Linked DNA regions of Mus musculus: region 2 is linked to region 1. A link is a loop called in an ENCODE intact Hi-C map of the cell type or tissue named here. Cell type or tissue: left cerebral cortex. All regions are shown on one strand.

The links. Peaks named below come from ENCODE experiments on the same cell type or tissue, not always from the same donor. Only the 100,000 strongest peaks of a DNase experiment are listed, where the experiment ranks them.
Region 2: a loop joins it to region 1, with 3 times the contacts of the local background. A loop is called at or near these places in 6 of 42 quality-filtered maps.

Annotation. Positions count from the first base shown.
Region 1 is chr2:151,683,530-151,686,029 of GRCm38, reverse strand. Tmem74bos (transmembrane 74B, opposite strand) reads left to right here. Exons shown (of 2, transcript NM_001378411.1): 1 at 1-66. The coding sequence starts at 1. Among named protein-coding and RNA genes, the nearest start is that of Tmem74bos, 1.4 kb to the left of the region's middle. In left cerebral cortex, a CTCF peak has its summit at 1,514; no DNase peak of the experiment used is centred here.
Region 2 is chr2:151,512,578-151,515,077 of GRCm38, reverse strand. No RefSeq gene overlaps it. Among named protein-coding and RNA genes, the nearest start is that of Gm52533, 4.7 kb to the left of the region's middle. In left cerebral cortex, a CTCF peak has its summit at 1,380 (motif pointing left); DNase peaks (open chromatin) are centred at 988 and 1,311; H3K27ac peaks cover 1,074 bases.

The sequences.
Region 1 (2,500 bases):
ATGGAAATGCCGGGAGAGCCAGCTGCAAGTCTTGGGCAGACCCTGGAGTGGCTGAGGGAGGAGCTGGTAAGTCTTTTCTTTTGCCTTGTCATGTCTCCAAAATATGTATTTTTAAGGCTTCTGGTCACACACACACACACACACACACACACACTTCCCAGGACCTCGCTGGCTGAGATGGGGCTTCAGGCTGAAGTTTGGGTTCTGCAGACACCTTACCTAGATCAGCCACACAGAGTACAATGGAATTCTTAGGTACTGGGAAAGTGGGTCATGGCCTATATAGGAGACACTGGGTGCCGGCCAGACTGGGTTTAGCATTGTACTGGGTGCTGAGACTGTACCTAGCTCTGTTGCTGTGTGACCTTTAGTTAGTGCCTTTACCTTTCTGAGCCTCGGTTTCTTTAATCAGAAGGTGAAGGTAACAATAAAGCTAACATGGTAGGGGTTTCGAAGGTTGTGAGAGATGCCTGTCATTTATCTTATTAATGCTTGGCACTTATGGTTAAACCGGACCCCTGGGAGACACAGGGGATACCCAGCACATTAGCTGGTAAAGCCAAGGAACCAACAAGGGTAGGCCAGGTGGGGCAAAAGTGATGCTGGGCTAGGCTCGGCCATGAGTACTGAAATCAGCTTCCACTGCAGAAGGGGCCAGAAAGAGCCAGCTGGCCTGTGGGACTTCCTCTCAATTGTTGAAACCAACTATGCCTCAGAGGAGCATTCAGGAGGACGTTTACTTCTAGTGTGTTCCTGTCCTCTGTTTCCAGCTGGTAGAGGCTTGTCCACGGGTCACTAACTCTCCTGAGTATCTATACCGTGTTACCTGGGAAGCCAGGTACCATGCCTTCTTCCACTGTGCTGTTTTCTCCAGGCTCCGAAACAAAGAGGCATCCCCAACTATGTGTGCACAGCATCCAAGAGGGAGGAGACTGTGTAGGGACACCGGAGGGGAGAGGGAAAGACAGGATCATCCCAGTAGACCTTTGTGGTTTGCTAGGCAACAGGCCAGCTGGGAGGCAACCCTGATGGGGTTTCTCCTGGGGTTGGGGTCACAGCTGCTGCTGAAGCTGCTTACAAGCCACAGCACCCCAGCAGCACAGCTGGCTTTCCCAGCACAGAGACTTGGACCCATCTGTAAGATGGTCAGGTTGGGACACACAAAAATAAAAATCACTTTTCTTTTTACAGTGCTAAACCTGAACCCCAGGTCAACTCCTCCTCTCTCTTGGCTGCTGTGCACACATATTTGGGGATACCTCTTTATTTTGGGACCTGGAGAAAACACCACAGGGAAAGACATGGTGATTGGCTTCCCAGGTAACATGGCATAGATATTCAGGGGAATTAGTGACCCATGGGTAAGCCTTTACCGACTGGAGACCACAGGACCTTGCATGTGAAATGTTGTACAATTGTGCCACATCCCAGCCCTCTTAAACACTATTTTTAGTGGAAGAATAATTTTAATAATTATCGCTTGTAAAGAGAAACACAATTTGAAAATCTCTTACCTCACCCCCTAGTGGTGCTAGAGGTTATTCCTAGGATACCGTTGTGCCTGAGTTAACTTCCTCAGCCCTTGAACATCTGCATTGCTGAACCTGGGATAGTGCTCCTGGATTCTATACATAAGGAAGCAGGCTGAAGAAGTCATGGTAAGCAAGCCAGTAAGCAGCACTTCGTGACCTCTACATCAACTCCTGCCTCCAGATCCCCGCCTAGTTTGAGTTCCTGCCTTGGCTTCTCTCAGTGGAGTGTGACTCAGGGTGTGCGAGCTGAATAAACCTTTGCTTTACTGAGATAACTGATGTTGGTCAGCTGGAGCTGAGAAATTAGAGGTGATTAAGAAGAGAATAGCATCATTGAGGCAAAGTGTACTAGGAGGTGTTTCTTCAGAGCACACAAAAGCTGTGTTCCAGGGGCAGCTGAACTTGAGTAGTGTAAGAGACACCCAGGTGGCACTGGGTTTGAAGCCACGAACAGCTAGCTGAGGCTTTGCACTGTGAGTGGCCAGGAAATGTCATTGGTGAAGGTACAGCTTCAGTAGCAGTCGAAGGCACAGGATTGAAAGGGTCATGCTGAGAAGTTGAGGCTTGGCAGTGTGAGAAGCACCCAGGAAAGGGTATTGGTGAAAGTGCAGCCCAGTTGCAGTGGAAGACCTCAGCATTTTGGGGATGCCTGTCCCATGGGATGACCACCAAGAACAGCAGCAGCAATGAAGTGGATCCAGCTAGAGCCTGGAAGGTAAGCTATGTGTGCTGCAGAGGGTGGAGCTAGAACAGTAACTCAAGCTGGAGGAGCCCAGAAGATCTGAGTGAATCTGAGCCCAATTATTGGACCTTGTTATTCACACTGTTTGAGTTTGGCTTGTTTTGATCAGACTGTGACTCTGCCGTCATTCTCCCCTCTTGAAGAAAGTAATTTTTTTTTTTAACAGAGCCCATAGTTGAGAGACTTTGAACTTTTAGAAGAGATTTTGGATTTAAAAGAGACTTTA
Region 2 (2,500 bases), 170 kb after region 1:
GGTTTCACCTCTCCAATTCTGTGCATCTACAGTTACTTATTGTATAAGGTACCTGATATTTATAAGGCACAGTTTCTCCCTGGATAAATATAATCAAAGCACTTGCCTCCTAAGTATTCAATTAAGGAGGTCATGCCTGCCCAAGTGCTCACACTAAGGGCTCAATAGATGGCAACTATACTCATTAGAAAGTTCTTCCTAGAGTCGAACATTTCACAGATCTCTTTAGTCCCCTCAGTGTAGGGACCACGATAATTTCTCTACTGAATGAGATACACAAAACTACAGAAGCTTAAGTGACTGCTTTAAGGTCATACCTAGCAGAAAATGGAACCTAAACTCAAAGCCAAATCTGCCTGTCTACACCACCTGTCTGCTAGATCTGGCTCTTATGGGAAAGTTTCTTCCCCCAACCCTAACTCTCTGCAGCTGTCTCTGCCTACTTCCCACCCTCACCCTTTCTCTCTAGGGTCTCTTTACACAGCGCTAGCTGTCTTGGAACTCACAATAGATTGCTCTGCCTCTGAGTACTGAGATTAAAGGCATGTACTACCATGTCCAGTGGCTTCCTCTTTTTCAAAAAAACCAATCTCCAGGCATCCTTTACCACCCAACTCTCAGGTGCTCTCTTCTAGACTCCTCCATACTCCCTTGCCATCACTGCCACCTCTGTCCTTTGGGCCTTTTTCACAGCAGAACAACCATGAAGTCTGGCTTTGCAGTACAACAGTGAATGGTTCAAATGTAGTTCTGCCCATTTTTCCATTGGAGGTAAAGTACAAAGTTAGTGTGAAAATAATGGCAGTAGCTGGCATTCTTTGTGGTAGCTCAAGTCCTGGCAACAACCTCAGGTTCTCAGTAGGCAGTAACTGGTAAGCCAGGTGCTGAAACATTCTCTTCACAGCATGTCTCACCTCCTAAGTTCATCTGGTTTTAGTCTGCATTTTTTTTTTAAACCATCTGCACAGAATGAAGCTAGAGTAACCAATGTTCTTTAAAAAGCTACCTCTCTGGCTGAGAGCCTACTGGGAAGATTGTGAGTGGGGGTGTATCCTTTACATAAGAATCTCAACTCCATTTCAATTTCATCTGCCCCACTACTGCTGAACATAGCCAGGTGTGGGTGAAGAATACCAAACACCCTGCCTTGGTAGAGGTTAGGCTCTAGTGAGGGCCAAAGTAAACACACACACAAATGGACAGTATATGTTGTATCAGGCAAGGAGCAAATAAACAGGCCAGAGAATGTCGGGGAGCTGATAGTAGTAGGCAGGAGCTGATCCTGCAAGGTCCCTTAGGAGTTTCCAGGCACAATCAAATGCACACAGGGCACTAGAGAATCAGGCCATAGCATATGGTTAATGTGGTGAAAGGAGCCCTCTGCTGGGTGAGACATGATGTTGGTTAAGGGCAGATCCATGGAATTACTGCTTACTCCACATGAGAGATGAAGGAAGCTGGCCAGGGAGCTAATGGCAAGTAGCACCTAGGTGGCATCGAGGGATAAAGGTACTGACACAGGGTCTACCAGGTTCCTTGGAGCAGCCACGAGGCCCAGCAGGTGCCAGAGAGGCTGCTGCCGTGTGGGGAAGGACTCAGTTCTCTTTAAGGGTGGCCACTGGGAGTCTGAGCATGCTCCAATGAGTATATGGGAAACACAAATTGGACTTGGAATAATTTGGGTGTATGCAGATCAAGGGTGGACCTGCGAGGAATGGGGATAGGAAGCAAGTGTGAAATCCCCAAATTATTAAAAATACCATATTGGGGGGAGGGGGGGGAGACAGAGCTACTGAGATTGATCATGTGCAAGATCTGGCTCAGACTGGGAACAGGTAAGATGCTTCGACCATGTGCTTTCTACCCTGCTTCTCAGGCTTGCTCTCTCTGAAAGGAGCTAGGAAGACAGTCAGACCATTAAAACAGAGCCACACCCATTTGTAAGAAGGAAGACCTTTTATTTGGGCCTGAGAAAGGGTCTCAGATAGTAGCTGTCTTGAATCTAGTGGTTAGAACAGAGCAGGTTAGAAAGAGGGAGCAGCAGGGGGCCTATGTTTGTACCAGTTGCTCTTAGTAAATTCCAAGTCACCCTGAAGAGTCTGGCGGAGAGGGGCATGCTCTATTGTATTGATGGCAGGAAACAGCTAGTGGTACTCTGGAAGGAACTGCGGCAGTATCATCTAAAGCCAAGAATGTGCTCAGTCCCTGCCTGCATGCTTCCTTCCTTCCTTCCATAATCATCTTCTAAGGAGGAAGAGATGTATATAACTCTACTTGTGAGTTGGTTGGTGTAGTAAGATCAAACATGTTTCTTTGAACAAGCTTGAACTGCACTTGTTAGAAAAGGCATCATGAAACCTGACATGGAGGTATAGTAACTTCCAGACCAGCCAGAGCAAACAGTGGGATCCTATCCCCCACAACAGGCATCATAATTAACTTACCTTTACTCTGGTGAATAAGAAGTACTCTTCCGACAGATCAAGACATGTCCAGGCAT